Regions from separate parts of the Homo sapiens genome. Here region 1 is linked to region 2. A link is a contact called in ENCODE Hi-C or POLR2A ChIA-PET data. All regions are on one chromosome and are shown on one strand. Each heading gives the region's core, a stretch centred on a gene start or an enhancer-like site at or near the end of the contact. The rest is flanking DNA. Distances are from core to core; before and after follow the strand shown.

Evidence for each region. Hi-C counts contacts between places; a loop is a spot of excess contacts on that map. ChIA-PET counts read pairs that join two places held with the same protein, here RNA polymerase II (POLR2A). Pooled maps may share reads with other maps.
Region 1: a loop to region 2 is called in a map of CD4-positive, alpha-beta memory T cell, with 4 times the contacts of the local background. The contact joins the promoter of NCL here to the enhancer-like site in region 2. A Hi-C loop is called at or near these places in 8 of 168 maps with a recorded cell type or tissue (B cell, CD4-positive, alpha-beta T cell, CD4-positive, alpha-beta memory T cell and 4 more), 10 of 37 single-sample maps with no recorded cell type and 19 of 50 pooled maps. POLR2A ChIA-PET finds 5 or more read pairs at or near these places in 29 of 52 experiments (A549, AG04449, AG04450 and 22 more).

The regions. Positions count from the first base shown.
Region 1 is chr2:231,463,147-231,465,926 of GRCh38, reverse strand. It overlaps NCL (nucleolin), which reads left to right and starts at 1,443. Exons shown (of 14, transcript NM_005381.3): 1 at 1,443-1,591; 2 at 2,611-2,727. The coding sequence starts at 1,574. RefSeq lists enhancers at 889-988, 1,499-1,688, 1,034-1,703, 1,749-1,798, 1,704-2,375 and silencers at 1,119-1,468, 1,815-2,184.
Region 2 is chr2:231,596,535-231,599,234 of GRCh38, reverse strand. It overlaps LOC124906122 (a long non-coding RNA gene), which reads right to left. Exons shown (of 3, transcript XR_007088120.1): 3 at 1,353-2,392. Among named protein-coding and RNA genes, the nearest start is that of TEX44, 5.0 kb to the right of the region's middle. RefSeq lists an enhancer at 1,941-2,120. Within about 2 kb of position 1,390, at least 9 of the 41 ENCODE cell types and tissues checked have a DNase peak (open chromatin) inside an H3K27ac peak, as active enhancers do; they include GM12878 and ascending aorta, where a contact is called at or near this core.

The DNA.
Region 1 (2,780 bases), core at 194-2,693, 130 kb after region 2:
CAGCCTCCCGAGTAGCTGGGACTCCAGGCGAGCGCCACCATGCCCGCTAATTATTTTTTGTGTGGAGACAGGGTCGCATTATATTACCCAGGCCGGTCTCAAGTTCCTGGACTCAAGCGATCCTCCTGCATCAGCCTCCCAAAGTACTGGGATTACAGGCATGAGCCATCGCACCCGGCCTTAACAAATGCTTTTCTTTCTGAGACGGAGTCTCGCTCTGTCGCCCAGGCTGGAGTGCAGTGGGCGATCTCGGCTCACTGCAACCTCCGCCTCCCCGGTTCATGCGCCTCGGCCTCCCAAAATGCTGGGATTGCGGATCTGAGCCACCGCGCCCGGCCTGAGGTGATTTTTAACAAGTACAGCCGTAGCTGCAGATATCCTGGTTCTGTAGGAACAATGAGGTATGGATGGATCCATAGCTGGACCTATGGATGGGATGGATCCCCGGCAGGCCCTGGACGGAGGGAAATGCTCTGGTTTGCTAAGCCCGGCATCGAGTGAGACCCACCCACAAAGCTAACCGTGGAAGTCACTGGCGGCCTCCTTCGCCCTGCCGCCGGGGAACCCTGCCGGTGGCTCTCGACCTGCTCCCGGGCCATCTGGTGACACTGACTTCGCAGCCACCACCTTAATTGGCGCATTCGACCCAAATAATAACCAGGGAACCTGTGGGCGGTCAAAGGCCCGGCTCTGCGGTCGGCCCTCCCAGGCCCCTCTCCCTGCCCTGTGAGGCCAGAAAGTTACTTCTCCGAGGCCGTTCCCCATGTCGAGAAATATCTCCCGCTTGAGGTTCTGTGGGGTAGGGGAGGTTCGTGCATTTCTCACAGAAAACCTCGCACAGACCCGCGACTGCCTTTATTAACAGCTCTCAGGAGACTGCCTGCAGCCGGGGGGTGCCTCCGGCCCCATGCTCGCGGGCAAGCAGGGATAAGCTGTGCCTCCAAAAGGGCCAACGGGAACTCCGCGGTCCCTGAACTTCCGGTGCTGGCGGACTCCTCGCTCCAGGGCCACCAGGAGCCGCGGCGTGAGTGCGTGCCGGGACCGAGCGCGGGGTCTCTGAGGAACTCCAAGGCTGCCCAAGCCTACGGACCCAGCCACATTGGCGAACCGGAGACCGCCCGATTCCACCACCCCCGCGCTCCCCTCACAGCCGGCGCCAAAAACGCCAGTCCCACGACGCAGGCCGGGACCCGCGCGCCCACGGCCCAATCAGCGCGGACCTTGCACAAAGCGAGCCCCGCCCCCACGGCGCCGTTGCCAGCCCCTCCCCCTCCCGTGGCCGCCTCGGCCCGCCTACTCCCCGCCCCGCGCCGTTCACGGTTAGAGGCTCGCGATTGGCTCATGGGGACGGCCGCGAGCTTTGGTTGGTCGGCGCGGAGTCACGAGGGCGCCGTCGTCGCCTTTCCACAGGCGATTACTGGGCAGGCTCAGTCTTTCGCCTCAGTCTCGAGCTCTCGCTGGCCTTCGGGTGTACGTGCTCCGGGATCTTCAGCACCCGCGGCCGCCATCGCCGTCGCTTGGCTTCTTCTGGACTCATCTGCGCCACTTGTCCGCTTCACACTCCGCCGCCATCATGGTGAAGCTCGCGAAGGTAAACGGCCTTGAGCGCGAGCGCAGACGTGTAGGCCTGCTTTCCGAGGGGCGAGCGCGGCGCCGCGGGGAGGAGGGCCTGCGCGCAGTCCCGGGCGCGTTCTAGGGCGCCATGCTGCGGGAAGTCTCGCGCGATTAGTGGGGAGGTCTCGCGGCTTCTGGCTACTTGGTGGCGAGGTGAAGAGCTTCTGCAGGTGCTGGGGGCGGCGAACGCGGCGGGAAAGACAGAGTCACTGAGCGCGGGGAGGGGGCGCTGGGCCTCGGGGTGGAGAGATGAGACCAAACTTTTGCGACGCGTACGAGCTGGGACTCGACTCCTGACGCACGTGCCCGGGAGCGCGGCCTGCCACGTGGGCCGCGCCGCGTGGGTCCTGGAATCTCCAGAGGGACCGGGTGCCTTGGGCCGGGAAATGGCGGTATCGGCCCTAGTCGGAGTCCCGGCTGCGCTCGGATGTCTCCGCCCCGGCCTGGCAAGCCGACACGTGGTGGGCCCCGGAAGGTGGCTCTGCCGCGTGCCTTTTGCGCTGTGTTTCGGGCACGTGGTGGCCTACCAGGTACCCCCACGTGGCCGCGCCGCCTCTTTAAGGGGCGGGGTTGTCTCGCTGGGAAAGGCATAAGCTTCATGAGAAAATCAAGGTAGTCATTTTTTTAAGTGCCTTAATGATCTTCACCGTTAATTTGGATTCAGATGAGGGTGGTAGAATAAAGTACCGGGATTTGTAGTATTAAAACACGGTTGTGCTTAACTAAGGTAACGGGAGGAGAAATCATTTCCTCAGGTTGACTTTTTACCTTAGGGCAGGTTTTCTGTTGGTAAAGCCTGGGAGGAAAAATGTGGGCGGTTGAGAGTAGTCCCTCTTGCATTGCCATCAGGAGTAGTTTCTATGTTAGTTGTGGTGTTTGGCACTATGAGAAATGGATCTGAGGACGGAGATGATGGCGTATGAACACTAATGGCAAAATATGAATGGCCTGAAATGTCGAGGTGGAGGTGTAATGATCTATTTGTGTCCATTTTAGGCAGGTAAAAATCAAGGTGACCCCAAGAAAATGGCTCCTCCTCCAAAGGAGGTAGAAGAAGATAGTGAAGATGAGGAAATGTCAGAAGATGAAGAAGATGATAGCAGTGGAGAAGAGGTAATTTTATCCAACTTAATGCAGAATTATGTTAAAACTACAAAATGGAGAGT
Region 2 (2,700 bases), core at 141-2,640:
TCCTGAGCTGGAGTGTACCCTTTCTTTCTGTATTGGACACCCCGGCCCTGAGCATGCAGCTCTGACTGCCTCCCCAGTTATGATATAGTACTTGGATCCCTGGGGGTCCCCATGTGTTGCCAGGTGGGTTTGCCAACACAACTGTTTACCCCACAGCAAGGAGGGAAGGATCAAGAAGAGCTAGCAGGGAGGGTCCGTCCAGCAGACACTGGACTGAGTGGGTTTCAAGGCAGCACAGAGTGAGTTGGCCAGTGGTGGGGCCCTGGAGACAAAGCAACCAATGTGGCGTGGCTGTCACAGCCCCCTGGGGGACCGGGAACTTGTCCCTGCAGAATGCAATGCAAGGCAGAGTTGTGTGGTTCCAGTGGGACTTCATAACTTTTCCCTGTTCTAGGCATGAGCTCTGTCCTTGTTGAGTAGCAGTGACTTCTAGGTGTTAATACTAGCCCCTCATAAACACTTTGATGGGAGAAAGTGTGCTAGCTTGCCACTTTTCTTTTTCTTTTGAGATGGAGTTTCGCTCTTGTTGTCCAGGCTGGAGTGCAGTGGCGCGATCTTGGCTCACTGCAACTTCCGCCTCCTGGGTTCAAGCGATTCTCCTGCCTCAGCCTCCTGAGTGGCTGGGATTACAGGTTCCCACCACCACACCCAGCTAATTTTTTGTATTTTTAGTAGAGACAGGGTTTCACCATGTTGGCCAGGCTGGTCTCAAACTCCTGACCTCAGGTGATCCACCCACCTCGGCCTCCCAGAGTGCTGGGATTACAGCACCGCACCTGGCTGAAACTCAATATTTCTAAAAGCAAACATGCCTGGGACAGTGGCTCACGCCTGTAACCCAGCACTTTGGGAGGCCAAGGCAGGAGGATTGCTTGACTCCAGGAGTTTGAGACCAGCCTGGGCAACATAGTGAGAAAAAACTATACAAACAAAAACAAAATAAAACAAAACAAACAAACAAAAAAAAACACCAAAAGCAAACAAAAAAAACAAACACATGATCCAGTCCTTTCCCACCAGCCTCCACTAACCCTTTCCTCATGTCCCACCACCTGTCAGGGACACCTCAAGTCTCCTAACTGCCCAGGCCCAAATCACCCAGGAATCATGTTTTCCTGGCCCCTCAATCCAGCTGGTCACCTGCAATGTCTCCTTTCCCTTTGCTTTGCCACCCCTCCCTGCCAGCCTGAGTTCCATAGGTCTGGACCATCTCCTCATAGAGCAGCCCCCACCCCCATCACCCTCCTGCACGAAGGTGGCACCATCACCACACTGCCAGGCCTTTGCCCTTCTCTCTCCAACAGCAAAGACCCAGCTCAGGTAATTGCCAATGTGCAGCTGCTGCACCCCCATGTTTACTCCCCTTGGAATGAAGTCATGAATGCGCTGGCACACAGCTGCGCAGGCCCGTCTGCAGTAGTCATCAGGCCCACATAGCACTCGACTACGTGCCACGCACTGTTCTAGGCACTTGACACATTAACTCATTTAATCCTCACAACAGTCTTATGCAGAGGTACTATTATCACTTTGTAGATGAGAAAACAGCACGGGAAGATGAAGGTGACACAGTTTGTGGGAGGGAGTCAGGATTCAAGACAGCTGGACCCAAAGGACACACTTGCTACCACTCTGCTGGTGGTGGGCCCAGCATCCCTTCCCCTAGGAAGGCCCCAATTCTGGTCTGACCCTGGCCCCAGGCCCGGTGATGAGGGATTTCATTCCCGTGGCCTCAGTGATTGGTTCAGGGGAGGGCACAGGCACCAAGCCAGGCCTGGCGGCGTCCTCCCCCAACTCTCTTGCCAGAGCCAGTGGGAACAAGCTTCTCTTTTCTCGGAAGGTGACTGAGCTGCCTGAGCACGGAGGGGGCCAGCCCCGGGGAGCCGAGCCGGAACGGCAGAGCCCTGAGGACCAGGGTGAGCCCTGGCCCTGGCCTGGCCTGGCCCACACCCGGCCGTTGTGCTGGTTGACTCATCTCTTTGCTTAATCTGGTTTGAGTTAGGTTTCTGTTCCTTCTGATGGCTGGTTCACCCTTGTGATGGCTGGTTCACCCTTGTGGTCTCAGTGTCTAGCAGTGCCGGGCACATAGTGGATGTTTAAAAAGTATTTGTTGAGGTCAGGTGCGGTAGCTCACGCCTGTAATCCCCGCATTTTGGGAGACTGAGGAGGGCGGATTACCTGAGGTCAGGAGTTCGAGACCAGTGTGGCCAACATGGTGAAACCCCAACTGTACTAAAAATACAAAAATTAGCTGGGCGTGGTGGTACGTGCCTGTAATCCCAGCTACTCAGGAGGCTGAGACAGGTGAATCGCTTGAACCCAGGAGGCGGAGGTTGCAGTGAGACGAGATTGCGCCACTGCACTCCAGCCTGGCGACAGAGCAAGACTCCATCTAAAAAAAAAAAAAAAAGAAAAGAAAAAAAATTTATTGAAAGCATGAGTGAGGCTGGGTGCGGTGGTTCATGCCTGTAATCCCAGTTCTTTGGGAGTCTGAGGCGGGCAGATCACCTGAGGTCTGGGGTTTGAGACCAGCCTGGCCAACATGGCAAAACCCTGTCTCTCCTAAAAATACAAAAATTAGCCAGGCATGGTGGTGCATGCCTGTAATCCCAGCTACTCGGGAGGCTGAGGCAGGAGAATCACTTGAACCCAGGAGGCGGGGGTTGCAGTGAGCAGAGATCGCGCCATTGCACTCCAGTC